2 separate regions of the Homo sapiens genome follow, and region 1 is linked to region 2. A link is a loop called in an ENCODE intact Hi-C map of the cell type or tissue named here. Cell type or tissue: Calu3. All regions are shown on one strand. Each heading gives the region's core, and the rest is flanking DNA. Links, peaks and the distances in the headings are about the cores only. Region 1 has its middle 32 kb from the start of MZT1. Region 2 has its middle 83 kb from the start of MZT1.

What was found. A loop is a pair of places that touch in the nucleus more often than their neighbours do. Peaks named below come from ENCODE experiments on the same cell type or tissue, not always from the same donor. Only the 100,000 strongest peaks of a DNase experiment are listed, where the experiment ranks them.
Region 1: a loop joins it to region 2, with 8 times the contacts of the local background. A loop is called at or near these places in 17 of 110 quality-filtered maps.

Annotation. Positions count from the first base shown.
Region 1 is chr13:72,687,722-72,704,139 of GRCh38, reverse strand. It overlaps the pseudogene RPL21P110. Among named protein-coding and RNA genes, the nearest start is that of MZT1, 32 kb to the left of the region's middle. In Calu3, for the core only: no CTCF peak of the experiment used is centred there; no DNase peak of the experiment used is centred there.
Region 2 is chr13:72,636,266-72,652,683 of GRCh38, reverse strand. No RefSeq gene overlaps it. Among named protein-coding and RNA genes, the nearest start is that of MZT1, 83 kb to the left of the region's middle. In Calu3, for the core only: no CTCF peak of the experiment used is centred there; a DNase peak (open chromatin) is centred at 9,083.

The DNA.
Region 1 (16,418 bases), core at 3,802-11,801, 53 kb before region 2:
GTGCCATGAACTTATAGGGAATAGGCTCCAGCAGCTCAGACTCCTTCCCATTGGTTCTCACAAAGTGTGCTTCTCTGGGTGGAGCAGGCTGGCACTTCAGTTGCACCCAGGTACCTTTCTCTTTGGCTTCTTTTTCTGATAATTTTCCTTCACATGTTTCAAGAAGCTGTCTCAACTCTTAGAGTACTTAATGTGTTCTTAGTTCTCTTGGCAAGAATCTTGCCCTTAACTTGTTGACAACACTGCCAGCAGCCTGCTGGATAACGTTGTAGACTCTTCCAGTTTCGCCATGGTAACACCTGAAGAGTAACCATTCCCTTGATGTCTACAATATCACCTTTCTTGTAGATTTCGCATATACGTGGCCAAAGGGACAACTCCATGTTTTCTAAAAGGCCTGGAGAACGTATATCAGGTGCCTCTCTTCTTTCCCTTTGTGTTTGTCATTTTGGCGAATTATTGGAAGATGGCGGTTCCGGCCGAAAGGCCAGAATATTGAGGTATCTTATGGCTCCCCAGAAGCTGAGTGAACATGCATGCATGTTATATCAGAAGCGGTCCACACTATGACCTCTGATTACCTAAAGCAGTAAATCGCCAGATGTACACTTGGAGAATTATATCAAAAGCCTTTAAAGAGGTCGTTCAGATAATTTTACTTTCACATATGTGGGAAAACTATTTCACCTGTTTTTTTAGAGGTGAATCTACCTACTCTCCTACCAGCAAATCGCCTTTTTATTGTAACAGCAATACCTTTATTTTGCATGTACTTTGAGAATTAAAATATCCATGACTTCTTAAGTGGAAAAACCAGCATTATTTTCCCATAGCTATAAAAATAATTAAAATTAAATATGGAATTATATCTTTGCTAGGTATTGTCTTTTAAAACTATGATTCTAACACCTACTTTTCCTTCTGTAGAAAAGCAGATGAGCACCGGGCGCGGTGGTTCATGCCTGTAATCCCATCACTTTGGGAGGCTGAGGCGGGCGGATCACCTGAGGTCAGGAGTTCGAGACCAGCCTGACCAACATGGTGAAACCCCATCTACTAAAAATACAAAAATTAGCCAGGCATCGTGGTGCGCAGCTGTAATCCTAGCTACTCGGGAGGCTGAGGCAGGAGAATCACTTGAACCTGGGAAGTGGAGGTTGCAGTGATCTGAGATCATACCACTGCACTCCAGCCTGGGTGACAGAGCAAGACTCCGTCTCAAAAAAAATAAAAATAAAAATAAAAAAGTAAAGCAGATGAGCAAGTGTCAGAACACGGAACTGCATTTCCTCTAGATGTCGCCAGAAGGATTAGAACAGTATTGAAATCAACTTCTTCACTGTGGTATTTAATGCATTTTAAATGCAATGTCCCTGTGTACCACCTCATTTCATCCCATACTTTGGAAAACCACTATCTTAGATAATCCCCAAGATTCCTGTTGGCTCTAATATAATTTAGTAGGCAGCTCAGGCTTTGGTGTCAGACAGGAGGCTTGGACTCGTTGTGCCCTCTCCAAGTCTGACAATAACAACACAACAGCTCACAGCACTGTGAGGATTAAATGGCGATGATGGATATAAAATCCATAGCATTCCACTTGGCACATAGTAGGAGCTTCATAAATGTTCAACTCCATTTTCTTTTGTATAAATTAGACCTACCTAGTAACTTCATTTCAGGAGTGGCTCAGTGGTTGTGAAGTGACATATTTAAGATGTATTTTTTTTTCTCACCAATAGAATTAGACTGAATGTTTTTATAAGTTGTCATTTTAATGTACTCATTTTTGGAAACATATAATGTATTTAAATATAAGCATATACTGTGCTTATATAGGAAGGAAGATAAAGACACCATACTAATAAAAATGAAAGATTAACATGTAGCTAAATTTTAGTGTCAAGACTTGCATAGCTAATTAGAGAAAGGAGCCCATGGGGATGAGAATGTGTTGGGAGAAGAAGTAAAGATTATGAATAAATTTTAAATCTCTATTTTCAACATAAAAAGAGCTCGTTGTTCTCAGTTGCTTCTGATAAACCCAAATGGGAATATCCGTGATCTTTGTTCCTGCTGAACACCGAGAACCATCATGTAAAATAGGAGCAAACAGCTGGCTAAATGAAAGCTTCCTTGGAAGTCTACTGACGGAAAACTGTAGGGAGCTAGGGGCAGTCAGAGAAAAAGCTCTGTAAGATTTAATTTAAGCCCTGGATAAACACCATTCCTGCTTTCACCAGCTTTACCTAATAGAAATGGATTTTGTCAATCAAGGCCAAGTTCAGAGACAATGAGCGAGAGGGAGGGAGGGAGGCGTTTTGCATGGAACAAAGACAAAAGTGTTTTAATTTCACAAAAATACCACTCATGTTAAAATGCAAGACCCTGGGAGCCCTAGGATTTTAGGAAAAACTGGTATTAACCTGACCTTTCAATGTACCAGACATTAGCATGACTTAGATACAAATAATTGTGATAAATTATGATGATCCCTGCATTGTCACTTTCATCAGTTTTGGAAAGGTTTGAGAATCTATGTTAAGATTTAGCAGTAAATGTGGTTAACTAGGGAACCCCTAGGGGAACTAACGTGGGAGAGAGAAAAAGCTTTTTTTTTTTTTTGAGAGGAGTCTTGCTCTGTCGCCCAGGCTAGAGTGCAGTGGCGCAATCTTGGCTCACTGCAACCTCTGCCTCCCAGGTTCACGCGATGTTTTCTCTTTTCTTTTTTTTTTTGAGACAGTGTCTCACTCTGTCGCCCAGGCTGGAGTGCAATGGCACGATCTTGGCTCACTGCAAACTCTGCCTCCTGGGTTCAAGTGATTCTCCTGGCTTAGCCTCCCAAGTAGCTGGGATTACAGGTGTGAGCCACCACACCTGGCTAATTTTTGTATTTTTAGTAGAGATGGAGTTTTAGCATGTTGGCCAGTGTGGTCTTGAACTCCTGACCACAGGTGATCCGCCTGCCTTGGCCTCCCAAGTGCTGGGATTACAGGCATGAGCCACCATGCTCAGCCAGAAGATGCTTTCTCACTTGGGATTTCTCAGGTCTTCTCCCACTTTCAGCACTATGTGCCAAGCTTTGTTTCTCATAAATGCAGATCAGACATACTGAGACGTTACTTCCCCTTCTGGTTAGCCCCCATCACTCTGGAGAGATGCAAGTCCCAGAGGTATCATTTAACTTGAAGGAATGCAGCCCACTAGACAGCACAGGGCGGTAGGGGAGGCGGTGAGAGCAATGGTAGTGGGGTGGGGGGTGAGGTCCTTTGAATTGTTTGCTGGTCCTATCACTCCTTTAAGCCACCGAACAAGATGCCAGATCTTAGCATTGACTAAAGCCCATCTCATGATCCCTGAATAATAGGAACTATAGAGGAAGCACTCCTCTCTTTGGTTTTGCTTGCAGCTTGTCTTCAGCTTCCCATTTCAAAGGTTATTCACTTCCCCTCCTGGTTAGCCTCCATCACTCAGCTGTCAGGCAGCCTGTGCATTTTTCACAATCTAGCCCAGTAGGTAGATTCTAGACAAATAATGAATTCAGTCTGCACTATGCTGGAAACAAGGTAGGAAAAGGGTGCTATTACCATAGTTCTTCCAGAAAACCCAACTAGAATTGGCTTTTCATATACTATTCTAATGCATCTAATTTAACACAGCAGTCATGTGATCAAGTCTCACCCTCAAAGCAGGTATAATCTTTATAACTATTTTCTCTCAGAAAAATTACAGGCTGAATGGGGTGGCTCACGCCTGTAATCCCAACACTTGGGAGGCCAAGATGGGAGGATTGCTTTAAGCCAGTTCAAACCAGCCTGCACAACAAAGTGAGAATCCATCTCTACAAAAAGTTCAAAAAAATTAGCTGGGCACAGTGGTGTGTGTCTGTAGTCCCAGCTACTTGAGAGACTGAAGCATAAGGATTGCTTGAGCCTAGGAGTTGGAGGGTGCAGTGAGCTATGATCATGCCACTGCACTCCAGCCTGGGCAACAGAGCAAGAACCTGTCTCCAAAACAAAACAAATTGCTATTTTATTTCCATAAAATATTTGAAGCGTAAACATAGTCTATAATAAAACAAATAATTGTGTACCTTCTTCACAAATAAAAAATTGTAACAACTTTCCTTATTCACGGTCTAATTTAGGATCATCCCATAAATCAATATTCTAATCATCTTGAAATCTCACATCTTATTCACAGTATCTCCCAGATTCTCACACCTCTCTTCATCCATATAAAGATGAACATTGACACCAACTTTTGCAAAATCAAGTCCTTATCCCTGGAGCCAGCTCACCCTCAAGGGAATTCCAGCACCTATCACTATGCACAACATCCTTAAAAAAGACATATTGAGTATTCACTACAACAAAGTACAACATGTCGTAATAATAAATATTTATCAAATGGATGGCTAAAAAATCATATATTGGTAGCAATAATGCTCACATGAACATTTCCTGCTGCAATTACTAGTATCCTTTTTCTCAGTGTGATCTGGGAGAGCATATTGTTGACTGTTATTATTTTAGGTTAATGCTCTGCCTATGTCTTCATAATTCCCTAGCTTTCTATCACATGGATTGCCATAAAACTTTGGAGGCGTGCCCTCTACAAGTTTATGTGATAGAAGCAAGACAAATCTACTCTCCTCTATTTCTCCCATGAAGCATACTATAAGCTTCAAGAGGACAGTCATGGTGTCTAGCCTGGTGCTTGGCACATAGTAGATGCTCAGTTAAAACATTTGTGAAAGGTCTAGTTAAATGTCTCTCATTTCCCCCTTTTTATTAATATCAGGGAAGTCTGCAGAGCCACATTCCATATGTTCAGGGAAAAATGGAAAAGAACTAAACCTGCTACATGCCAGACATGGGGCTGGATGCCATATGGACGTTACACACATTACCTCATATAGTTTTCATAGCAGCCTTATAAAGTAGGTATTAATATTCTAGTTCTACAGATGAAGAAATTGAGGTCCAAAGAGATCTGTCGTGAAATAAATATGCGCACATAAAATTCTTCCAGCTGGGTGCAGAGGCTCACACCTGTAATCCTAGCACTTTGGGAGGCTGAGGCAGATGGATCATTTGAGGTCAAAAGTTCGAGACCAGCCTGGCCAACATGGTGAAACTCCGTCTATACTAAAAATACAAAAAAATTACCTGGGTGTGGTGGTGCATGCCTGTAGGCTGAGGCAGAAGAATAGCTTGAACCCAGGAGACAGAGGTTGCAGTGAGCTGAGAGTGCGCCACTAGACTCCAAACTAGGCAACAGAGTGAAACTCCTTCTCAAAAAAAAGAAAAAAAAAATCTTCCTCTTGGAACATCTGTTCTTTTCCTCTTACTTGACCAAATCAAACTCAGCCTTCGAGAACCAAATTAAAACTGTCAAGAGAAAGTTCTCCATGGAGCTCTTGTATTTCTATCCATCTTCTGAGAAGATGTTGATAGCTTTTGTCCTGGGCTGTCTTTTCAAGGATGTTTGTGTAGCAAACAACCTTGAAACACAGAGATAGTGTCTTTCACCAGGGCATCGGGCAGATTTGTTTTCTGACCAGGATAATGAGTATAATGGCTCCCTCCAGGACAAAGATTGGACAGGTTTGCTAAAAGCCCCCTTTAGAGAATTGGGGTTTCCTTGGCATGGGGTTCCTCTGCTCTGATACAAACTCACAGCGTGTGCAACATCTTGGAGGCTGCTTTTTATCACCCCTATGGGACTTGGAGGACAAGGAGAAAAAAATGCAAACATGAAGCTCATGGTGCTTGCTGTGCTGTGAGTAATAAAGTCTTTTGTTTCTGACCCAGGAATCTCTCCTTCTTTGCCAGCATCTATGAAAATGTGGCAATCTAACCTTTCAGCTTACAACTCGGGTAAAATCTCAGACTTTTCCACACTTTTCAGATCTTTGTTCTTGACAAAGATCTTCCTTCTTTGGGAAGCCATTTCTAACTACACCAGTTTATGGTGGGATGTCTAATACTTTGGCAGGAAACACAACGTGCTTAATAATGTAAGTATTGGTGAACATTTTTATTGCTTCACACTTGATTATGCTCTTCCAGAGGATAGAGCATAAGTGTTTAGCATTTTTCCTGGAAATAGAAGTTGACTCTCATTTCATTAATTTAACAAAAATATATTTAATATCTATTAACTATAGAACATTCTGGTCAGAATATATAAGTAATTATTTCCCTAAATGATGCCTAAGCTCCTTTAAGACAACACACTATCTAATACTTCTTTTTTATCCTTTGCAATTCTTTGTATCTTTCATGATTCTTTATTCAACAAATATTTACTCAGCCTCTGCTATATGCAGACAGTATATTAGTTGCTGAAAATACAAATGGATAAGACAGTCTTCTCATCCTCAAGGAGTTCATGGAGACAATACATGCAGTACAGGAATAAGCACTATGATAGAAGAAAGTACAGATCATTCCAGGAACACAGAGAGAAAGGCACCCAACAGGGCCTTCATACATAAGGATGGCAGCTAGCTTTTCCACTTCTTGGAATTGTCAGCAGCATATTTTACCTAGTACATGCTGGGGAAAAAAAAGGGTTGATAAAATGAATCAATAATCCGAGCTAGGAAGTTTAGTCAAATCCCAGCTCTGAAATCTATGTATATACCCCAGAATAGCCCATGTAAGACCTGGCTGCCCTATATTAGAAATGGCTTTTAGTAGGCTCCAGTTCTACATATTTAAAATGATACATGCAGCAAGTGTGTTCATATATTCATTGTCTGGAATAGTACCACAGACTAGACAGATGAACAGCACATGTTCCCTGTCCTCAAGATGTTCACAATCAAGTGAGACAGACTCACCGAATTACAACATAGAACTTGGCAGGATGGTGTAATCATTGAACAGGAACTGGAGTTATAGTTAGCAAGCCATGGGAGTTCATTCCACCAGGAACCAAGCAAGTTTTTTGCAAGGGAATTGCCTTTGAGCTGGTATTTAAATGGTTAAGAAAAATACTTCCACAAGCAAAAACCAGACAGTAAGGCAGCCCTTGAAAAAGCTTGGGCAAATGGATAGTCTTTAAAAATAAACAACTCACCTCCCCCCAACTAATTAATTAAGAGAGTTCCCTCTACCTTTTTCTGTATTTAGTTTCTTTGGCAACATGAGGAATGCTTAAGGTGATCCACAGCTGGTCTACCTGCAGACCAAATCAGAAATAGGGAGGGAATGCAACGTTTTGTTTTCTTTTCTTGAGATTTCCAATAAGCCTTTCCTAAATAGTTTAAAAGACAATAGAATTAAAACATATAAATTATGAATCCTCATGGATTTCATTTTTCCACTAGATGGCAGAAAAAGCACTTGTAATGGAAATTACATTGTCATCTATTTAATCAATTCTGCAGACTTTTTTAAATAAAGGGAGGTATATTTCATTCAGTTTGAACAGTACAATATGATTATAGTACAACTGATTATTCCATAACTAATTTAATCATATTAAGCTTAAAATTAAAAAGAAAACTTTAAATTAGTTTGTGTTTATATAAGTACATCTATGTCCAAACATCTCAATTAAGATATAAATGATGGAGTTTCATTGGCTTTAGAATACTACTATACTCTCTTTTAATGCAGACCTTTACATAAAAGGCAGCATTCAATATACTTAAAATTAATACAGAGTAATTTTTTATGTTACACATGGATTTAATTGGGGGTACAAATGAAGTATACTTAATTATGATATAGTGCAGGTAGGGATAATAATATAAGTTTAAAAAGTGATAAAATCACGGCTGTAAACTCAAAATGTTCTCTTAAAAAAAAAAGATAAAAGCTGTGAGGACTAGGTAAATATAGCACAAAAGTTAAATACAGTATATAGCTTTTCTTAGCATGCCAGTAATTCTAATGTGCTTTTTTCCATTGTATTTGTGTGCCATTGTCATTTATCTACAGTCATTCTTCAGAGACATTTGTGATTACACTACTTTACTAGGCACTTGAGTAGAGCTGCATAGACAGTTGTACCCTTACTCTAGTTCATTACAATCAAAGAGAAAATTATTTTATGCACCTACAAGGAGCCAAATGGTGATAAGTGAGTTACACAAAGGAAAATGTGTTAGGAAACAGTAACATAATTTAATAATGTAATATCAAATTGTAAAATAAAAACAGTTCAAAGAAACTAAGTCTTTTGTCTTTATTTCAGCTATTGCTTTTGCTACTGTTTATCTTAGAACTGGCTTTCCAAAAAAATAAAGAGTGAACCATCAGCAAAAAAGGAGGAAAAATAGAGAATGGAAAATGGGAAGTGATGAAATGGAGTAAAGTCCCATCATTCATTCAGTCCACAAACGTTTGTTGAATGTTCGCTCCAGGTCAGGAATGGTGGTGGGAACAGAGACATGGCTTCTTCTCTTACAATGAAAGTACAACAGAGAGAGTCGGGGAGGGGTGAGCAAACAGAAAGCAGTGAAAGAATTGATGAAATTTCATGACAGTTATCATGGTGGTGGTGTTACCCGAGCTCACTTCTCTCCCACCTTTGCATAACTGCCTCCTCACCAACAAAACAAAAAAGTAAAACTCTGGAGTGTGCTAGGAATGCCCACAATCCTCAGGGATCTAGGGAGGGTCTTGTGTTCTGAGAAGGGTGGATGTAAAGCACATCCGTAGTGACTTCCAAGTGGCTTGCTATCTTAGAGAGTAAGTTATACACAGTCCTGGGGTCTCTGGCTTAGAAAACTCTGTGCTGTGGATGGCAAAGATACTTGATCTTATTTTGAGTCAAGGTGAGTCAATAACTTTCTGGGAATAAGCTGCTCACATTTAAGCTGTGCAGTAAATTAGTTTCCAGGACAATGTAATTTCTGAGTAAATTATCTTCCTTGGCATATTGAGTGGAAGGCTATTTTTCATGCCTGTTTCTTTGTAAAGGCAACTGTGGGTTAAAAACAAATATAAATGTTAGAATGAAAGAGAATCTGATCTGGGGTACTTTGTATGAAGAAACATTACATTGGATTTGCAGAAGCATTATTTCCTTGCAGAACCAAATTTTAGAAAGTCCTATTGGTCTTACTTCTGGCACCTCAGGTCCTACTGGATGCTAAATGTGGGACCCCAGTCAGTCTGTGCTCCAGTTTCTTAAATGACATATCATCAAGGATTAGACTTTCAGCTTTTTACTGTAAAGAATAGAGGTTGAAGCAGCTCACTATTCAACTAAAACAAACTGAGAAGAACTCTGGTGCAAAGTCTCAAGGCCGACGCCCTCACCCCAATGTTTTAGGTCTTCAGCTCTCCTTTTGCTCTCCAAATAAAGAAATAAAAATCTGGGCTTTTTGCATAAATTCTTTCTTGTGTTCTGCCCATCTCAATGGTGTCACTGCAAGTGTCTTTCTATATCTATAACCCGAGCCATAGAGTAACTTCTTTAGGACTGTACGAATGGCTCTCTCGTGCTGACCCAGCTCTGAGGAGACTCTGCCCCCAGCACACCGAGTGGTTTTTGTCTTTCTGCTGAAACCTGGGAAGAATGTGTAGCAGGGCTCCTCCGAGCACAGGACCCTGTGGATCTACACTCAGCACATCTTTAATGGGCTCAGAGCAGTGACAGCTGTGACGAATACCACGGCAATTTCCCAGATAAGATTGTATCCGAGTAGGGGCTACATTTCCTTCAGAGCTGCAGAGGCCATTATTATTCTTTGGAGAGGAATTCTGAGGAGGAAATAGCTGATTTAAATGCCTGCTGTCAGTTGCCAAAGAAATTGTTACAAAATACGGCTATAATGATGTGGAAAACTGCCCATTGCTTTGGATCCCACTTTTTTTTGTGTGTTCCCCTCCATTCATCATCTAAGATTTCCCTCTTAGCCAACCAGGTGCATGAAAACTGGTGCGCTAGACAAGCCTTCTAACTTGGAGTCTCAGTTTGGGGTTCTGTCGTGTTTTTTTGTTTTTGTTTTTGTTTTTTTTATGGTTAGCCAGTCATTTCTCGTGACCTCTTAAACACTTGTGTGGTCTTCTGAGAAACTGTGTTTAGCTCAGAAATACTAACCCAGCTTGCCTGGGTTAAATTTCACTTATTCAACAAGTACTTGTTGAGCGCCCACACATGAGAGGGCAGCATAAGGTAGTGGTTTGGAGCCAGGTTTCTGGAGTCGAACTGCCTAGATAATAGCCCTGGCTCCACCAGGATGACTAGTTGTGTGATTTTGTTGTGTGATGTTAATATGAATAAAAATAATAATGGCTCACAGTAGGTGTTCATTAATACGTTCACTACATCTGTAAATAAGAACATTATTACCATCAAGAAATTTAGGCCAGATGCAGTGGCTCATGCCTGTAATCTTAGCACTTTGGGAGGCTGAGGCAGGCGGATCACTTGAGGCCAGGAATTCGAGACCAGCCTGGCCAACATGGTGAAACCCTGTCTTTACTAAAAATACAAAAATTAGCCAACTGTGGTGGCACGTGCCTATAACCCCAGCTACTTGGGAGGCTGAGGCATGAGAATTGCTTGAACCCAGGAGGTGGAGGCTGCAGTGAGCTGAGATAACCCCACTGCACTCCAGCCTGGGTGACAGAGGAAGACACTGTTTCCAAAAAAAAAAAAAAAAGAAAATAAAAAGAAAAGGAAAAAAAAGAAAGGTATCATCTAAGGTCTAAGACAGGACATGTACAAGAATAATATAAAACAAGATAACATTCTGTGTGGGGTCTCCATTTCCCCTCCACAGTGCCCTAGTGGAGGTTCTCTATGAGGGCTGTGCCCCTGCAGCAGGCTTCTGCTTGGGCACCTAGCCTTTTTCATACATCTTCTGAAATGTACATGGAGGCTGCCAAGCCTCATTCAGTCTTGCACTGTATGCCTACAGACTTAACATCACATGGAAGCCGTCAAGGCGAAGAGCTCACACCCTCTGAAGCAGCAGCCTGAGCTGTATCCGGGAACTTTGAGCCACAAATCGAGCCAAGGGGTCAGGATGCAGGGAGCAATTTCCCAAGGCTGCGCAGGGCAGTGAGGCCCTGGGTCTGGCCCACAAAACCATTCTTTCCTCCTAGACCTCAGGGCCTGTGATGGGAGGGGCTGCCACTTAAATCTCCAAAATGCCTTCCAGACATTTTCCCCATTCTCTTGGCTATTAGCAGTTGGCTCTCTTTTAGTTATGCAGATTTCTGTAGCAAGTACTTGCTTCACAGCCAGCTTGAATTCCTCTCCCCAGAAAGCTTTTTCTTTATCTGCCATGTGACCAGGCTGCAAATTTTCTAAGCTTTTATGCTCTGCTTTCTGTTTAACTATAAATTCCAACTTTAAGTCATTTCTTTGCTCCCACATCTGAGTGTAGGTTATTAGAAGGAGCCGGGCCTCATGTTAAATATTTTGCTGCTTGGGAATTTCTTCTGCCAGATGCTATAAATCATCACTCTTTAGTTCAAACTTCCACAGATCCCTAGGGCATGAACACAACACAGCCAGGTTCTTTGCTAAGGCATAACAAGGGTGACCTTTGTTCTAGTTCCCAATAAGTTCCTCAGCTTCTGCAGAGGCCTCAGGAAGCTTACAATTATAGAAGAAGGTAAAAGGGAGGCAGGCACATCACATGGCCAGAGCAGGAGCAAGAGAGTTGGAAGGAAGTGCCACACACTTTTAAACAACAAGATCTCTCAAGAACTCACTATCATGAGGACAGCACCAAGGAGATGGTACTAAACCATTCATGAGAAATCCACAGCCATGGTTCAATCACTCCCAGAAGACCCCACCTACAATACTGGGGATTACAATTCAACATGAGATTTGGGCAGGGACAAATATACAAACTATATCAACCAGTATTCTTAGCAATGGTTTTGTGGTGTGTTAGTTATACGGTTTGGCTCTGTGTCCCCACCCAAATTTTACCTTGAATTGTAATAATTCCCACATGTCAAGGGCAGGACCAGGTGGAGATAATTGAATCATAGGGCTGGTTTTCCCCATACTGTTCTCATTCTAGTGAGTGAGTTCTCACAAGATCTGATGTTTTTATAAAGGGCTTCCTCCTTCACTCAGCACCCATTCTCTCTACTGCTGCCCTGTGAAGAGGTGCCTCTGCCATAATTATAAGTTTCCTGAGGACTCCCCAGGCATGAGGAACTGTAAGTCAACTAAACCTCTTTCCCTTAAAATTACCCAGTCTCGGTTATTTCTTCATAGAAGAGTGAGAATGGACTAATAGAGTTAGGCTCTGCTACAGTTTGGTTTGTTTGACCCTGCCAAACCTCATGTTGAAATTTGATCCCAATGTTGGAGGTGGGGACCTATTGGGAGGTGTTTCAATCATGGGGGCAGATTTCTCATAAATGGCTGGTGCAGTCCTTATGGTAAAAATTGAGTTCTTACTCTATTAGTTCACTCAAGAACTGGTTGTTAATAAGAGCCTGTTACCTCCCACCTCTCTCTCTCTACATGATCTCTGCAAACACTGGCTCCCTTCTGCTGTGAGTGGTTGCAGCCTGAAGCCCTCACCAGAGGCTGAGCAGATGCCATTGCTGTGCTTCTTGTATAGCCTGCAGAACAGTGAGCCAAATAAACCTCTTTTCTTTATAAATTATGCAGCCTCAGGTATTTCTTTATAGCAGCACAAATAGACTAAGATAGGCTCTCAATGCAAATAGACATGTAATATTATTTTTGAAATTTGACCTACCCATTTGTAATTAAATAATTTGAAGAAATGATTCTGAAGTTTTTTGATTTTTGTTTTTTAAAGAAAAGAGCTCATAATTTAGCTCACAATTCTGGAAGTCCAATACCATGGCACCAGCATCTGGTGAGGAACTTCATGTTGCATCATAACGTGTCAGAGGGCATCACATGATGAGAGGGCAAGAGCCTGAAGTTTTTTGGATACATGATTAATGGCTATCATAACTGAAATCACTCACAAAGATACTAGCTGGTAATTGCAGACGTGTAGTGCTTATTTAAAATAATGGTATATGTTTTTAAATCCCAATAAAAATGATGTAGAGGTTGTACTAAAATTTTGCTAGAAATATCTACCTTTTCTATTATTAATACACTGCTTTTGCAAACATGGATCAAACTGGGCTAAAATCAAGGTGCTAACAGAGCTGCAGCTTTTCTAGAAGGTCTAGGAGAGACTTGTTTCCCTGCCTTTTACAGCTTCTAGAGACCACCTGTATTTCTTGGCTTGTGGCTTCTTCTTCTGTCTTTAAAGGATATCACTCCAATTTCCACTTCCACTGTCACCGTTCTTTCCTGATTCTGTATCCTCCTGCACCCTTTTTACAATGAATTGTGATTACATTGGGCTTATCCAAATAATGCAGGAAAATCTCCCCATTTCAAAAAATTTAACTCAATCATATCTCCAAAATTCATTTTGCCATGTGTGATAGTTAATTTTAGGTACCAACTTAACTGGGCCATGGGGTGCCCAGATTGAATATTATTTCTGGGTGTTTCTATGAAAGTGTTTCCAAATAAGGTTGACATTTGAATTGGCGGACTGGGTAAGGTAGATTGTCCTCCTCAATGCGGGTGTCATCATCCACTCTATTGAGGGCCTGAAAAAAACAAAAGATGGAAGATCAACGAATCTGCCCCCTTTTTTCTGCCTAAACACTTGAGATAGGACATCTCATTTCAACTTCTCCTGCTCTCAGACTGGGATTTCTACCATCAACTACCCTGGTTCTCAAGCCTTGGGACTCAGACTGAATTATACCACTGGCTTTCCTGGGTCTCCAGCTTGCAGATGGCAGATCATAGAACTTCTCAGCCTCCATAACCTCTAGACTGCTTTCAGACTGAAGACTTCAACTCCTACTAGAATCTGCAGCCAGCCAGCCTGATTTGAGGACTTCTGGCTTCCCAGCCTCCACAATTTCTTGAGCTAATTTCTTAAAATCTCTGTTCTTCTCTCTCTCTGCTTCTCTATCTCTGTCTCTGTCTCACTGTCTACACATGCAGGCGGACACACACACACACACACACACACACACACACACACGATGACTAATATGAGTTAGGGAGCACTTTCAACCTCTGGGAAGGCATGATTTCAGGCATTATAATAAATTCCAGGTTCATGCGTGATATTAATAAATTTAGCAACCCAAAGTAAAATAAAATCTAGGCTCACTCATTCTTGCTCTAAAGTGTTTCTATCTTTAATCAAGTGAACCTGAAATCTAGATTAAGCAGTAAGTCTTGTTTAGAGAAGCCTCAATGCTGGCAAAAACTATTTAAAATATCATAAGTGATGGAATTGCAGTAGAACTAGGAGGTTTCCTAATTTGCCTCTTTTACTGATCTTACTGACTTTAAGTATTATAAAATCAGTTGATATCAATGTTATAAATACTGTATTTCCTTTCATACGATTGCTTTATAATGATTAGTTAATTAAAACTCTAAAAGCCTTGGTATTAAGAAAAGAGAAACCATGGCTCACTGACTTTGGAAGTGAATTAGGCATTCATAGTAATGTCACATTGTTTCAAGGAAGAAAGCAAGAAGAATGACATTGAAATCATGGGAGGAGCATAAACAGGTATGATATCATTTCTTAGCTTGGAATTTTGCCAAAAGACAAGTGCTAATAATTTTTGCCATAAAAAGTGCCAAGAATGCTCTTTAATGAAAACCACTATTGTGAATTTCTGGGTTCCTATCCCATCAGAAAGTGATGCTGCTATCAAAAAGAATCCACTTACATTTGAACATTTGTAAAATACTGACTCATAAGTGGTTTTCTGGATCCTTGCAACCAGTGGAAATATGTGCAGAAGTATTCTTTAATCCTTTAAAGTGAAAGATGAAAAAAATATGCAAAATAGTAACTCCAGGATTTTTCTAGAGCAGTGTGCTTTCCTTGGGCCAGAACCAATATATATTGGTTCTGTCCTCTCTGTGGTATCCACAGGTGCAGGTTGGGTCAGCAGTGTGGAAGAAGGGGTGTGGGTGTGAAGTCTGAACATGGGAGGCCCTTTGTCATAGATATTATCTCCTTTCCCCAGATGCTTTTAAGGCCCTGATCTTCCCTATTCATTGTCTTGGGTTATGTTCCTTTTTACTATTAAAAATCACTTAACCTATAATCCTCAGACTTTGAAGCTATACATCTTGTGTTCAATCCCTTATTCTATCAATTCACACATAGGCAGTATCAAGTAAGATGTGAGTGCTTCCATTTTGGCATCTGATAGATATAGGTTTGCATCCCTGCTCTACAACTTACTATCTAATATCTCCTCAATAATGCTGCACCACTAGTGTTTTAGTCAGTTTGGGCTGTTATAACAAAATACCATAGACTGCAGCTTAAGCAACAGAGATTTATTTCTCATGGTCCTGAAGGCTGGGAAGTCCAAGATCAAGGTGTGGACCAATGTGGTTCCTGGTGAGGGCTCTCTTCCTGGTTTGCAGATAGCGGCCTTCTTGCTATATCATCACATGGTGGAGAGAGAGAGATCGCTTTACTTGTGTTGTTATAAATGCATAAATCCCATTCATGAGGGCTGCCCCGTCATCACCGAGTCATCTCCAAAAGCCCCCACATCCAAATACCATCACATTGGAGATTAAGACTTTCACATATGAACATATGAATTTCATGGGTAGACAAACATTCAGTTCCTAGCAACAAAATGACCCTAATTTTAGTGACATCAAACAACTGACACTGATTCCCTTGCTCATGGGACTGCAAGTCAGTGGCGACTTGGCTCAGCTAGGCTCTGGTTTCTAGGCTACAGGTTTAACTCAGGTTTATACCATGAGTCTTGATACTCCTGGGACCATTGACTTCCTAGGGAAGGAGTTCTGCTGTCTATATTTCATTATGTGGCTTACAATGAAGAAGGAGCGTTCACATGAAACATACTCCTCTCATGACAGATCACCAGAATGAAAGAGACAAGCCAAATTCATGATGCATATTTAAGGCCTCTGCTCACATCATGTCTGCTAATATTGGATGGACCCAAGCAAATCCTATGGTCAAGTACAACATCAATAATGCAGAGATGTCTACTATGCAACGGTGGGAAGGGAAGAGAGTTTTGCTGAACAATAATCTAAACACCCTGCCTGTGTGAACTTGAATAAATAGCTAAACCTTAGTCAGCCCTAGTGTCCTCATGTCTTATATAGATATGATAATAATAGTAGCTCTCTTTAGCGCTACTGGGAAAAAAGATATGGTCTATAAAGAAAGTAACAGTTCCTGTAGCATAAAGTGCATAAATGCTGGCTCTTACTATGAATTTCTTTTGCATGCATGTAGGCAAGTGAGAAAATGGGAAAAGCAAGATGATGTGGACTAGAGAAGACTAGAGGAGAAATTAAGGGTTGACATCAAAGGAAGTAAAATTGAATCATACATTCATAAAATG
Region 2 (16,418 bases), core at 5,382-13,381:
TTACATATTATTCAACTTTGCTGCAGAGCTTTTATGAACAAGTCACGGTGTGTATGTATATCAGGGTGGAAAAGAAAAAGTCAAAGCTCAGGCAAGGAATTGAGGTCTGAACCCTAAGTTTGGATCTGTTTGTGGTGCTTCTGTGGATTTAAGTGAGAATCAGGTAAATACCTAATGGTCTGAATTGAATCAGGGGAAGGAAAGGCAATGAATACAAAGTGAAAATTTTGTGAACTAGTTAAGTATGTATTTTTATATACACCTAACCCGGTGTGCTTTAATCTGTAGTGCAATGTAAACTACATCTCAGACAGACAGGAGAAAGACATGGTCCCATATTGTATCTTTAAGTAGTTAAGTGTGTTATACAGCCAACAAAATAATACTAACAGCGATTTTCACATTTAATTTAAAAATATAAGATGAGAAGTTAAAATAAAAAGTTACCAGGAAATGCTAAAAAAACTGCATTTGAAATAGCATATATATAAATATATAAACAGTTTTTAAAAGAACTAAAATTTGCTACACACTGTAGCAAATTAGATCTGAACGTTAAAAGATTATGTGCTATTGGAAATCAGACAAGGCTATTTTAATTCATTTAAATATGTTCAATACTTCCTTTTCAATAGCTGCTATAATATTCTTTTTCTCATAATTTACTTTCACCTTATTTGAGGTTGGGATCAAATAAATATCTATTAAACAAAAAAGCCTACTTTAAAAATGCATAATGATATTCTACATGATGGCAGAAGAAATGTCCATTTGTAAGGTTTTGGTCCACTATGATTTCATATCACTCAAGGATCCACAAAGCTCTGATTGGTAATAGTATCTTTCCCTGAGGAGTCCACAATATTATGGCAGAAAAATAAGTCTAAATCTTTCTTTATATAGAGACTATAAAACAACTTGAGTTAATGCAAACGGGTTATTAATATCAATATAATCCAAACACTGTTTAAAGATTCAGTTTGCTATCAAAGATAATGTTTCCTTATTCTGCAGTTTAATTAGCAAGGAGGAAGCATTTTATCTCAAATACTGATTTTCTAAATTAGTTTGCTGGAAGGTATAGAAATATGCTTGAAGTTTTTTTGGATTTTACTAATTTTTAATAAATGTGTGGAGGCAATTGAAACAGGACAAAAATTTAAAAGCCATAATTATCGTAAGGATAAGTTGTTTCTAGCAAATGCAAACCAATCACTCGGACTAATGGCACACTAAGAGGAAGTGCTGTGTATTCGCAGTAGAGGGTGCTGTCTTCTAGTTCTATCACAAGCTAAAATAGAAGGTCACTCAGTCTATTGATAAATCACACTGCCGTGATTCCTAACTGACAGCTCAAACTAACATCAAGCTGGATGAGGGAGAACAAAAGGCCATCAAGCAGCCATTTTCTTGACACTTTTATTCAATCACCAGCAGATTGCTTACGACAGCAATAGCAGCTGTTTTGTCTTCATCTTTCCACATTTGATAAAAGGTGTCAACTCAAATTTTTGTAAATAATTCACTTACCCCTACTGCACACACGAGCACTGCTCAGCATATGTATTTTGTGTGAACAGATCACTGAGGCAGGTCAGAGCTCAATGATACCAGCTGAAGGTCATCTATGATCTAAAAGGAAGCCTCGATAAAACTACACAGTCCCTCAAGGTCAGAGATAAAACTACGTGTAGATATTTGTGATGGGAACAAAAGGTTAAACAATAGGGAGTAAAAGTATGAAAATGCTTCCTTTAATAGACGAATGCTTTTCTATGTTTAAGAAACCTCATTCATAGCTCCTTGGTTGGTTATCGACATAGGGTGCTTGTAAACCCACCTAAGAGATTAAAAATCTAAGTTGTTCTTTCAAAAGTTTGAAAAAAATATTATTTGTAGCATGCTATTCATCATGACTGTACAGCAGCCCGAGCTGCAATTCGTTTCTATGTTCTTTTTAAAAGAATCATAAAAAGAGTGTCAAAAATTAATACAGTTAGGTAGAATTTCATTTATCTAGTTCATTTAAAATTCTACCCTGAAATGCATTTAGGCTTGAGAGCTGAGAAAAAAAAATAGAGAAAGAAGGTGTTTTATATCATAAGAGCCTTCATTTGCTTTAAGGGCTTAGAGAAACTAATAGAGAAATCCTTGAATTATTGCAATAAGATACTCTATCTGGTGTTGGCAGTAGCTAAAAGTGCTGAGATTAAAAATGATACATCCTTCAATGCCGGGTTGTTTTTTCAGTTACATTACTCACAAAATAAATCTAAACAACAAATAGTCACTATTTGGTTTATATTTTCTAATAGGAAAAGTCCACGTGCTTTTGAGATTCTGTCTTAGCTTCAACTGCCAGGGGATTTATTACCTGTAATTGATGTACACGGAGATCAAAGAGCAGCTTCCTTACATTTTCTCCTATTCTTTCCACTTCGGAAGTCCAGGGGGACAATAACTCTTGCAATTCCATTGGAATAGGTGTAGAAGAATGAAATGAGCCTGGGTGAAGTACTACCGCAGTAATACAGGGTATTAGAAACATTTAAAAAATCCAAATAGATAATCTTATTTCTGGTTGACAGTTAATTCCCACAAGAAGAATTAATATTTTCATGATTTAAACATTAATAAAATGGAGGACAAACTAAGATTTGGAAAAATGTTTTAATCTTCCGAATTTAAAGGCACAGTGTTACCTTATTTTCTAAGTTGTGATATATTTACACCTTCCACCACTCTAAGTTATTAAACATTTGCACAGGCCATTTTATGTTGTAACTTGTCTTCTTAGGTACATGTCTTGTCATCTCAACTGGATTTTTGGGTCACAGAGGAAGAACCATGTCACAACAAATGCATAACATTGATACTATTATATTTTATAAAGTGTATAAAGAACTTGCATACCTTATTTAATCTTCATAATAATCTTGCAATGTAGTCAGATCAGAGATTATTATCTTCATATTGTAGATGAGGAAATTGAGGTCCAGAAATGAACAAGGGAAGTCTGCATGTATGTCAGAGAGGCAGTAGTTGACTTTGGTTCTTTTAGCATGTAATCCAGTACTCTTTCACATAACCTGAAGATAGGCACACTAACAAACCCCTAGCACACACAGATGGAATGCAGTGCTTGGCACATAGTAGACATTTAACATCTTGTTAAATAAATAAATGATAACCATCTCTGTTTAGCCCAGAGATACGTAGGAGGCACGAAAAATTTGCTATTTGTATTCATAACAATTACTTGAGTAGTAGATCATCAATTCCTGAGTAAATATGTCTTGTGGTCAAGAAAACGAAGAGAAACATAATGTCTTCAGTCTGGAGGAACTTTCATTCTAGGTGGGGACTGGAGGTGTTTTCATGACCAAGAGTCAATTTCCTTGATGCTAAATGAGGATAATAATCACAGCTTTATTTATCCCATCAGATTGTTGGGCAGATCAAAAGAGACACTGTATGTGAAGGTGTTTTATAAGTGCCAAATACACATGTGAACTGCTACGATATTAATACGGCAGTGCATGGTGATTGCCAACTGGGGGCAATACTAAATTCAGAGGCGAGAGGAAGCTCTACCTCAAGGGATGTGGGGAGTTTGGAAAGCATGATAGGAAAAGGTATTTCCGGGAAGCAGGGAGATAGAAGTCCCAAAAGCCAGAGATGGAAAAGAACAAGACGTATTTAAAGGTAAGTGAGCAGCTTGATTTAGGAGTGCTTATAGAAGGGAGCAAAAGGATTTATGCTTGGAAAGATGGGTTAGGGTGTATTTGGGGCTGCTTTGCAGTCTTGGTACCGGGTGAGGGCGTCTGAACTCAAATGTAAACATGAGGCTTATCCTGAGATCACGATTGCTTTCCATTTAGCTAATTGCAGATGAGGAAAGCAGAGAAGTTATTTAGGGAGCTAACCAAATTCCTAAAGAAAAAAATGACTCTCACGCACATGAGGGAAAGTTTAATTATTGTGAGAAAAAGTTCTCCAGATATTGCACAATATTAATAATTACTCTCCTTATTGTATGTGTGCTATATGTCTCACATTATTTTAAGGAAATTATTTACATTCACTCATTTAATCTTCATAATGGGCGAAACGATGATTATTCAACAGATGAGGTAACAGAGACCTAAAACAGTTAAATAATGTGTCCTAGGTCACATCACTAGGAAATTGCTGGGCGGTATTCAACCTCAGGCAGTATGGCTTCAGAGCCTGGCTCCAACCCTCTACTACACCGTCATGGTCCCCATGCATTAAGTCCAAAAGCACATCAAAAACTAGTGATATTGGGTGTGTTCACTGTGAAAAGTCATTGCTTTATTCACTTTTCATATGTATGTTATACTTTAATAATGACTTAAGGTAGTGATAATAAAAAAGTAAGTACTATATGTACCTGTAGAAGAAAAGATTGGAAAGATATACCCAATCTGTTAACCTGATTATCTTTGGTTATTAGGAATATTAATAATTTAAATTTTATTCATTTTACTTATTTTTATTTTCTAGATTTCTGACAATTATAATACTTTTGTAACAAGAAACATTGTTTTAAGCAAACGAGGCAAATTTTTGGTGAGAAAGAAACTAACATTGATTTAACAATTACTGTCAGTAATATCATATTTATTATCTGATTCTCAAAATAACCATCCAAAGAGTTTTTGTACTGTTTGTGGCTATTTTAGCAGAAAGTAAGTTTCAGAGAGGTAAATAACTGGCTCAAATAACACACAGCACCCAGCACATAACTAAAGAAGACAGGGTTTGAATCCAGGACTAGTTCTAAAAAACCAGGAAAAAATAAAGGACAGAATTTTGGACTGGAGAAAGAACTCTAGAAGTAAGGTTCTAATTTGGTGTAGTAAGACAATGAGACAATTAGGAGTCAGAAGCAATCATTTTGAAAAACTGTTAAATAGAAAGAAAGCAAAAAATAAGATTTTCTATTGCACAGAAGCCAGTACAGTTTGAAGTTTTTTGGCTCATCACTAGAAATCTTCTCCAAACAAAGCTACGTCATCAAATTTTGTGTAAATCCCTGGGAAATCTGACTCAAAGATACTGTTTATTCTGCAGGAAGTTTTTATTTTATTTTTTTTGGTTTTACCAAGCATCCCCACAGCATTCCCCGCCCCCCTTTTTTTTGGAAACAATGATGCTTCATTTTTGTAAACATTTTATAGTGACTAAATGATATTAGATGTCAAGCAATTTGTGTTACTGACAAATTTGGAAGAACTAAAATGACCAAAACAGTTAAAGCAGTTAAAGATTTCAAGACTTTTTTTTTTTTTTTCTGTAAAATTGGGCAGAGAAGTAAAGAGAAAGATGATGGACTCTGGTGAGTACAATAAAAAGAAGAAACCATTAAGTTCTCCCGTTTTAAAATAGACAAAACCAGAAACTCTCAGCATATGACCTTGGCCAGATTACTTGAACTCATTGTTCCTGTGTGAACCAAGCCATAAAACGGCATAAAAAGGTATCTCCCGGACAATGCAGACACTATATCTGACTTGAGGTGCTCCAGATAAATAAATTATGCCTTTACTAGTTGAGGCTGGGACAAAAAGGTGAATACAGCTCTCTGTAAAGGATGTTATAAAGGTTCAGCCTGTTTTCCTCCCACAATTTTTCTCTCCTATCCATGTGGCCATTTCAGTTTATTGCTGAGTTTTTAGTAGATTGTGAAGCTGGCTATGATAATAATAATAAACACTGATATTTTTTCTTTCAGTAGATAAGGGCATAGAAGGGCAAAACATGTTTTCTAAACGGTAACTTCATGGCATTTTTCTGCATTGGGGAACAAATAGTTCTGAAGTGACACTACATGTTCTATCTATTTTTATATGCCAGTAGTTGTGTTTTCTTACTGGAATCGCTGATATTACCAATGATGCTGAGAAAATAAAGGGCAAATTCAGGAAAGTACAAGCCGATAAGTTTGATATTAAATTCTAGAAAATTCCAGAATGTATGGTTAAACAAATGGTTTTTAGTAATCCTCAACAAAAACTACCTAAGAGGTTAGTGCTGTCAAACAAATGCTTGACGTTTTAGCAAAACACATGAGAGCCTCCAAAGATATTAAAATATCTTAATGACCCCTCTTAATGACCTTTCTTGACCAGCCTATTTAAAACTGTAATCTTCCCTAGCACTCTGTATTCTCCTTCCCTGCTTCATTTTCTCCTTAGTGCTTACTGGTATCTGACATTTTATTTTTTTCCTTCCTTCCTTCTTTTTTTTTTTTTTTGAGACCGAGTCTCACTCTGTTACCCAGGCTGGAGTGCAGACAGAGGAGCGATCTCGGCTCACTGCAACCTCCATGTCCCGGGTTCAAGCGATTCTCCTGCTTCAGTTCCCCGAGTGGCTGGGATTACAGGTGCTTGCCACCACGCCCGGCTAATTTTTGTGTTTTTAGTAGAGACGGGATTTCACCATGTTGGTCAGGTTGTTCTCAAACTCCTGGCCTCAGGTGATCCGCCTGCCTCGGCCTCAAAAAAGGTCTCAGGTGGATTAAGTACTTTAGGCTTCTGATTAACAAATCCTGGTTGAAAATATAAAAGGCAGGCTTAGAAAAATTTTCCGATGAATCTAAGCTAGGAAGAATACCTATATAAGGACAAAATCAAGCTTTAACATGCTACTGAGGGGCTAAAGTGCTGGATTCAAGTAAAATGTCTACATAAGAGAAAAAAATACAATCTTATATATCTAATTGGAAGAGCTGAATAATACCAAATAATTTGTTTAACTTTCCCAAACCTGGGTGTCTTCTAATCTGTAATAGATGCACCTGACTAGGCTTAAGTCTCTTGTAGGTAATGAGATTACTTCATCTTCTGAAGCTAAGTGACCATGTAGTTAAATTGGCAGCCAAAATGTGTATGTTACGGCAGTGAAAAAGTGAAGTGAAAAGGGGCGGAGGTGGCAGTCATGGGAGCTGAAGGGACAGGGGCCACATAAGCAGCATTTAGTGGAGACAAAAGAGTCAATTGTGGTTGAAGAGATGGCTGTGGCTCAGCAGGCAGAGATGGAACTACAGGTGGGGGACGTAGAGAAAGGAGAGAAAGAGAAGGCAATAGAGATGTCTTTTGTACTGGTCTCTGCGCTCCTAGGACATTTCTCCTCTCTTCTGATCATCTATTTCTGCTTTGATAGGAAGACATATTATCTGTGGAGAATAAAGCAAAACAAAACAAAAAATCCCCCAAATCTTGAATAAAGGCTGGAATGGGCTCCCACTAGCAAATCGAAACAACTGCTGTCAGGAAAGTTTTGTGCCAGTGCTTCAAAATTTAGATAACAAAACACACTTGCCAAGCAAGCTGGCACTTCTGTATCACAGCCACCACCTCTCAGGTGGAACACCATCAGACTCTATTTAGGTAGCCACTATATTGGTTGTATACACTAGTAGTTCTCAAGTTTTAATGCATCAGAATTACCCAAAGGGCTTGTTAAAACACACATTGTTAGGGGTCCCACTCTCAGAGTTTCTCATCCAGCAGCTTAGAGATAGGACCCAAGAATGTGCATTTCTAACACATTCTCGGTGATGTTAATGATGCTGGTCCAGGGATCACACTTTGAGAACCATTGTGTAGGCTGTGTTCAGCACCAGAGTGCTGGCTGTGGCAGCGAGAGGAGGATGAAATCCACAGGCTGCTTTCCCTGCAGCCCTGCTTTGTGGGTTTAAGGCACTCTTCTGTTTAAGTATGGAAAACAATATGAAGCTTACCATTGACATATCTGTTCCACCCCTTTTCAAATGGAAGAAATAGGCTCATTGAGGAGAACAGGTGAGGTGAAATGGGCTTTGGTTGAAATTCTCTTTGGTAACGATAGTACTATTTTTCAGCATAGAGAAAAGGAAGAATACTGTTGGCCTTTGGTTGAGAGATGCAGATTCTAGAGCCTACATTGACTCTGACAAGTTGTATGGTCTTAGACAAGTCACTTAACTCTGGATTCTGTCTTGTCATCTGTAAAATGAGAATGTCAGGCTAGATGATGTTTAGGATCTCTTCCTGCTCTTAAATTCATTTTGTATGATTCTAAGTCAGAAGAAATATTTACATAACAATGGAAAATTGACCAGTTTATCTTTGTGGCAATTGAATTGGTTTGGAGAGTTCTTGATTGGTGAAGGAAGGTCTTAATGGTTCAAATTTATTCTTAAATGAAATGCATGGTTTCCAGAGTGCATAGCACACAGTATTTAATAATATTCTACCCTTTCAGTTTCTTTCCTTTATCCCTCGTGTTAATAATTCTTTGACAAAATTTAAGTTCTTTTTGGCTGAGATCAGAAACTGTGTCATTTAAAAGAAATGTAATAAAGATTTAGACCCCTTCTTTGGTACCCAATCCCTTGTTGGTCTTGTTGTTTATCTGTTTTGCCACCAGATAGCAGAATTACTCTGGTTATAATCTTTTTATGACTTAGATGGGCTTACTTATTGAAAGCTCTCAAAGAAATATAGGAGAGGAAGTTCTCCTTACCTCATTATCTGAGGATGATTGATACCGGAGAGAAAAAGTCTTCTGAAAGTTAATCCACTTAAAAATGCTGGTTAGCCAAGCACAGTGGCTCACATCTCTAAGGGCCACACTTTGGAAGGCCGAGGTGGGCAGATTGCTTGAGCCCAGGAGTTCGAGACCAGCCTGGGCAACATAGCAAGACCCCCATCTCTACCAAAAAAAAAAATTAGCCAAGTGTCATGGCGTGCACCTAAAGTCCTAGCTACTAGAGAGGCTGAAGTGGGAGGATCACTTGAGGCCAGGATTTTGAGGCTACAGTGAGCTGAGATCACACCATCACACTCCAGCCTGAAAAAAAAAAACATCCTGGCAAAAGTCAGATTAGGAAAAAATGACTTGAGTGAGGCTTTATCTTAAAAAAGAAAATTAAGAATTATAAAAATATACACAATTGTTCTTACATTTAGCCAAATTTAAATTTTATTTTCAACTAAATATCGAAAGATGAATCAAATTTTTTCCCTGTTTTGGACAGAATTCAGCTTGTGCTTTGCTAGCTCAGCTCTGCCCCCTGGAGGAGGAGTTGCTATCTTGGTTTATTTGCATAGTGCAATCATAAAAGTAATCTTTGTAAAATTACTCAAGAGTTTTATCAGTTTTTGCAAGAGTATCCCTTAAGCCTTTGACATTTGAATGCGTCTCTTTGGAAACACTTGTGTCATCATACTTATTGATGTTTCTCCTCTCCAATTGTTGACTTGTTTAACTTTGTTTTGGTTACTGTCTTTGCATACAGTATGAACAGTTTTATCAAAGCACTTTCTTTGACTTCATGGAATCCTGGATCTTATGCAGGATATGCAGTTCTACTTTGTTGTTGATTACAAAAGTGTGTTAACTGAAATATGGAACTAGACTTTAAAGAGGAAAGGATTTTTTTTTTTAAAGGAAAAGCTTTATGTTGCATTCAGTCAGCCTAAAATCTCTCTCTCTTGCTAACAAAATTATGTAGGCATTCAATGTTTCTTTGTTTCTTTGTTTAAAGACATTTTCAAATTTGGTTTTGGTTTCATTTATCAAAAGTTTACAAAAGTATTACATGCCTGTAATCCTAGCACTTTGGGAGGCCGAGGAGGGTGGATTACTTGAGCTCAGGAGTTTGAGACCAGCTTGGGCAACACGGTGAAACCCCGTCTCTACTAAAATACAAGAAATTAGCCAGGCGTGGCTGCGTGCGCCTGTAATCCCAGCTACTCAGGAGGCTGAGGCAGGAGAATTACTTGAACCTGGGAGGCGGAACTTGCAGTGAGCCGAGATCACGCCACTGCACTCCAGCCTGGGCAACAGAGCGAGACTCCGACTCAAAAAAAAAAAAAAATATCCTGTATTTGTGAACTGTTGCTATAAGCATACTGTAAAAGAAGCCATCCCCAAATTCAGTGGTTTTAACACAACAATCATTTATTCTCATGGATTTGCAGGTTGTCTGGGTGTTAGCTGATATACAGTGAGCTTGACTGGTGTAGAAGGGATTTTTTTTTTTTGAGATGGCGTCTCGCTCTGTCGCCCAGGCTGGAGTGCAGTGGCACAATCTCGGCTCACTGCAAGCTCCGCCTCCCGGGTTCACGCCATTCTCCTACCTCAGCCTCCTGAGTAGCTGGGACTGCAGGCGCCCGCCACTACGCCCGGCTAATTTTTTGTATTTTTAGTAGAGACAGGGTTTCACCGTGTTAGCCAGGATGGTCTCGATCTCCTGACCTCTTAATCCGCCCACCTCAGCCGCCCAAAGTGCTGGGATTACAGGCGTGAGCCACCGCGCCCGGCCAGAAGGGATATTTTTAAAACATTTTTGATAATTCTTTAAAACATAAATTCATTAGGGAATATTTTTGTACTGTGGCATATATTCTTTCTATGAAATAAATTTCAACACTGCCTGGGTTCAAATCCTGGTTCTGCTCCATAAGAAGTATGTTATCATACAGAATTTATCTAATTTTTCAATGCCTTCATTTCTTCATCTATCAAATGGGGATAATAACAGCATTCACTTCACTGGATTTTATGAGGACTGAATGAGATAACAGATAATTGCCTGGCACATACAGAATGTTTACAAAATGTTAGCTTTTCTTTAAGAGAAAAAATATCTCTGCTTGTGATTAAAAGGCTTATGAGTTGGTCAAAGGGGGAGAGAAAAATCATGGAGTTAGAGGAAGAGGCAATATTTGAATTTCTCTGATCATATAAATAAAGAGAGCCAGCAGAACCAATATTTTACTGTATTTAATAAAACTTATACAGTGTCATTTATTATGTGCCAGACTCTTCCTAGGAGCTTACCAAATATTAACTTAATTATTATATCAACCCTTGGAGATAGAGATGATTATTATCTCCATTTTATAGATGAGAAAACCCTAGCACAGAGAGGTTATAAAACTTCCTCAAGGTCACACAGCTAATAAATGACAGAGCTGAGGTGCAAATGCATGGGAGTCTGGAGGCAAAGTGTGTAGTTTTAGGTCATGGTGCTTTTCTATTGCAGGGAGCAGCACAGAGGAGGCCACGCCAAGGTGTTATATTGTCCCAAATGTACTTATTTGATTTATATGTTATAATTTTTAAGATTTGACTTTATTCTTCTAAACCTGAAGATTTGAAGCAATCTTCTTTTCTGTGATCATTTTGTCATGTGCTGTACCCCCTATCCATATTTCAGGATGAGAAAGAGATTCCATGAGACTTAACTACAGGCTGGTGGGGAATCACTTCATGAAGGGGTGGAGAGGGGGAGAACTGTCTTTCCTGGGTTTGCTGACTTCTCATTCTTCTTAATACAAGGAGAAGAGTCAGGATCACTATATCAGTTATTTTTGCTTTTCAGTAATAGAATTTTTATTGCTAACTTAAGGAATATGGAATCAGTGAAAACAAACTAAGTTTTTACATCTAACTCTATCCTGTAGAGAGAAAACACACCATGCTAATAAATCTTCTATATTACAAATATACCCACACAGGCAAAGGATGATGTTTGTAAATCTAATTACATTGAATTTCACTTTTGTACCTTTTTGGGAGCATGGTTCAGGCACGAGGAACATGCAGTTCTGAAATGCTGTCCCGTGGGTCAGCATTACAGGTACAGGTAATTGGAAATTTTAGTTCTGAGATTATGACTTATAATAAACTTAATTGAAGCTCTAAAATGCTCAGCCACATAAAACTGCAATTGTCATGGGCAGGCTGGTGAACATGCGTAGTGATGCTCAGTATTTGAAATTATGTGTTTTTATTTGGTTTTGTTTGTATCTCAGCTGAAGGAGCTTTCTTTGATCCAACAAAGATAGGGTGGTTTTTATTAAAAATTTAACACGTATCTCACAGCAATATTTACTTTAATGTGGTAAATCAAGAAATTCTTCTATTTCTGAATGAGATATGTTGGTAAGATAAACTCAATGCTGTAAAATAAATATTAACTTTGTAATGAAAACTACAGAATACCTTATCTGATACATTGTATCTGCATTTCTCTAAGGAGATGAGACATCCATGCTTCTTGCTCTACCTTGCATGAGAGGTAATGGTTTAGATTTTAATCCTTAATTATCTGTCCTAGCTCACTTTATAGTGACATCTCATCCTGTGTATTCTTCAACTTCTAATTTTAAAAATATTGAATATGTTTGCTCATGCAAGAGACTAGCTGATGTGAGAGTTACAAAAGCACCATCAGGCACTTTTACATGCAATAGTCCATGGAGGAAATGCTAATGTCGGTAGGCAAAATTCATTAGTTGAAAAGGAGATTTTGAAAGTTTTAAAGTTAAAAAAAGTCTTATAGGAACTCTGGTGAGCACAACCTAAAATCCAATTAGCAAATGTCAGAGTGGAGTTCAAAGGACATCTGTGATAGTTTTGATAAAGTTACTGCTCTGGAAAGAACTGAGATATACTACTCCTCGCCACGGTGATTGTTCACGTGTGGGTACCTTCACTCAGTGGCACCAGTTATGAATCCTGTAAGTGACCTATTAATAACTGTAATACGAATGAAATGTGCTGCCTAGAAAATAAGGTTGCCTGGCTCTCATAAAATACCATTTTCTTTTCATAATTTACGGGATATGTTGTCCAAAGAGATGAAGTATTTCACGTTGGTCAGTTGTGCCTCTGCATAGGTCTAATACCATGTGGAATATTTTTAATGGTTGACTGATAAAACATTGTTTCCTGCAACTCAGCCCTTTTGTGATTGTAAACATCAAGGCTACAGACACAATTTCTTACCTGGTTTACCTCTCCAGTAGTTACAAATACTATTAGAGACTCAAATAAAGCAAGCAAACAACTTTCAGTATGTGCAATTAATGTGTGAAAAATTCAGAATTAAAAGGTGTGGCCCTTGCTTTCAAGGGGCTGATAGTCTTGGAAGCAAAAAATGAAGTCCCTGCAATAATTATGTTAATCAACCAATCCTATCGATTTTTACATATGTAACGTATATAGGGAATCATCCTCAGAGAGAAATAAGTTTCTGATTTTCCCTCAGGGTTCATGTGTTTTTAGTTAGGTTGGTGCAAAAGTAATTGCGGTTTTTGCCATTACTTTTAACGGCATGAACCTCGAGGTTGATCATATGATCAAGCTTTTAACATTCTGTATAAAATAATATTGCAAAAATTCTATTTGGTATCCTCCATGTGTTTAGCCTTGGTCTCCTTTGACACACACCATGTGCTTTCTGTCTAGGATATTTGCATCTCCTTCCTGGGCAGGGCAAACCTGCACCTTTCCTGTACCTAGCCTATGAGAGTTATGACAAGGGTGGTTGAAGTCTTAGAATAAGATAAAGACAGACACAGATGAGCACATTATGTGCTCTCTTATCATGGCTGGATTTTAGGTGGGGACAGAAAGTGAAGAGATTTGGGCTTGCAGATTAGGCCGCAGGATAGTGGAGGGGGCTGGGTGCATGCATATGGTGATATGGATGATCATCAGACTGCAAGCCATCCTTTATTGTGGTGCTTTGTTTATGTTTCTATCTTCCTTACCATACCCTGAGTTGTTCTGGGTGAGAGGGAATATAATTGTCATCTGTAGGTCAAAAAAAGGTGGACTATCAGCAATCACAAATGATTCAAACTGAATCTAAGGTACTGCTTGAGATGGTGACAGATTGAATTTTTCCCACCACACTCTCCCCTTCCTAGCAGTATGACCTCAGGTAAGTCTGTTAATCTGTATGAACCTTATTTTCTATACTTATAAAATGGGATAAAGCATACACTTCCTCATGGAGCTGCTGGGATTATTAAATTATTAATCAGTAATGAATATGTATTTGTGCCTGGCATACAATGAATACGCTGTAAGTAACGTCTATGACATCTCTTATTCTTTCTGCTTCTGAGCCTACCACCCTCCCCTGCTTGTACTAGGCGCTCAGTAAAAGTTTGTTGGATGAAAAACAGCCACGATGAAACCTATGGTTATGGTAAATGCCCAACAAATACTTGCTGCATGAGTGAGTGGTTCTTGTCCTAGATCAAATGGCCCAGAGAACCACCTGGGAGTTACTCATCTCAAAGTTAGCCCTGAGAATTCTAGCCTGCGGGAGCTCCACTTCAAACAGGGATTCTCATGAAAAGCAAATCAAAAGTGAATTTGAAAGAGAGGCAAAATACATTGTTTCTTATTAGGCTTGCTGTTTGATTTTCATTAGGCATCCTGCCTGATTCGTATTAGGACTGCCCTGATTTCTTTTGGTCCTGGTCACTTAGGGTCAGTGCTCATGTGCTAATAATGATGTCATTATTTGATTTTATTACATACATGATACAGGTAATGATTCAGGGTTTATTCCAGAAACTAATCCTAAGCACCTAATGCTGATTGGTTTAATGATACAAAAACTAATTTGGAAAGAATGGAAGGTTTCCTGGGGCACAGCTGATGATGTGTATGTGAAAAGCCTTCATTTCCCCCATTTAAAGAATGGAAACAACATGCAATTACATGTTCTTCGATGAGGTGTTTTCTTTGAAATGGTAGAACTTGGAAACCATCCATATGAGAAAGGTGGAAAAATTTAAGTAACTGTGCCAAGATTCGTTTTCCTTTTTTATTTCCTTTATTATTGTTATATTTATTCTTGGCTATAAATATATGCTTTCTCATTTTTCTCCTCTTTCTTTTAATATGAAAACCTAATGGGGAGACTGATGAGATTGGCCAAGTCTGTGAAATTAAAATGAACTTTGTAATTATGTTTATCAGCTTGGGGTCAATGACATAGAAATTCTGTAAGCTATAAATGTAAATATGAACATGAATTCCATGTGCTGAATTCATTCATGCAGAAGGCGGGCCCATTCCTGCTCTCTGCCATCACCCACCTCCCACCAGTTAACAATTAGTGAGTTAAATAAGCCACCTTGGGGTTCTTTGTGTCTGTTTTACTCGGCACCATGTGGTGCTTATCCAAGCTCTTTAAGAGAGATTTGTGCTTGGATCTGATCCGTGTGATGCATTAAGAAAGATGAGAAACTGGCCATTTCTTTCTTTTAATGTGTTTCCTTACGATGGGATGGAGTAGGAGAGCACACAGATTGACCCCAGTCACTCACCGTAGGCATCATTCAAGTACTAGCTTCACTGACTTGAGCTTAACTTGAGCCTTAATTAGGTGAGCAAATTACCCACTATCTCTGTTATTTTGATTTTCGAAATCACCTTCATCTCACAATCCCTGATTTCTACCCAATCGTAAGTCCACTGCTTGCACTTACCTATTCCCGACTGTCTTGCTAGAAGTTATTTAATAATTAGGAAAATACTACCTCTTTTGACATGTATTCTCTTTCCTTTCAATGGTAAAAATTTCATTTCTTAACCATTTTTGAGGTTTTTTTCATGTTTATTTTCTCCATCAAGGTTCTTTTTGAACCTGGAAGGGGAGATCATAAATATGGCAGTTAAAAGTAAGAACATGAGCTCTGTTTCTTCTCTTTTCTAAGGGAGGCTCTGTCTGGATCTTCTCTCTCCTGTTTTTACCGAACTCCAAAATGGCCTGTTCCCCCAATTTCTTATTCCCTCGTCACTGTTTTTGAAGTTTGGCATTCTATCTCTATTTTTCATTGTCAAATATTAATTTCCCCCAATTTCTGTATCTGTTCTTAAGTGCTATGAGCCAGAAAAACAAAGAACACAGTGAGCATAAGGGAAGGAAAGAAGAACTGAGTCCCGGGACTGAGCTCAATCCCTGAGCTTGTTACCACCTTGCTGGATATTTTTGGACCAGCTGTGACCACTCATGGCTCCCAGTCCTCATGTGTAAAATGAGGGGCTCAAAGTGGAGCATCCGGGGTCATTTCTATTGATATTCAATAATTTTCTCATCTATAAAATGGCCAAATGAATAGGACTTGCCTTATATCAACTTAGGACTAAATTAAATCATATACACAGACACACATATACATGCATACATACATATATATGTACACACATACATGCATACATACATATATATGTACACACATACATATATATACTTTTAACATGTCTGCAACAGGATAAGAGATAACGAACTCAACAGCAGAAAAACCCTGAGATAGAGCTAATTGGGTATATTCCTCTGTCCAGTCCTGTTCACAACTAAAGTTCTTTTCTAGTAAAGGAGAAAGTGAGGGAGGGGAGGAGAGGCCTGGGTCAGGGAAGAGAGTCCTTAGGCAGGTCCCTGAGTCCCCAGTATTCTTCTAACCCATTCATCTTGGATCAGATCAACAAAAGTTTCCAACTAAGCAGCAGAACCCTCAAATCACTGCCACTTATCCTGTCCCCCCATTATGTAAGGCAGAGTGGACAACTCTGATTATCAGGAAGCAGCAAGCAGC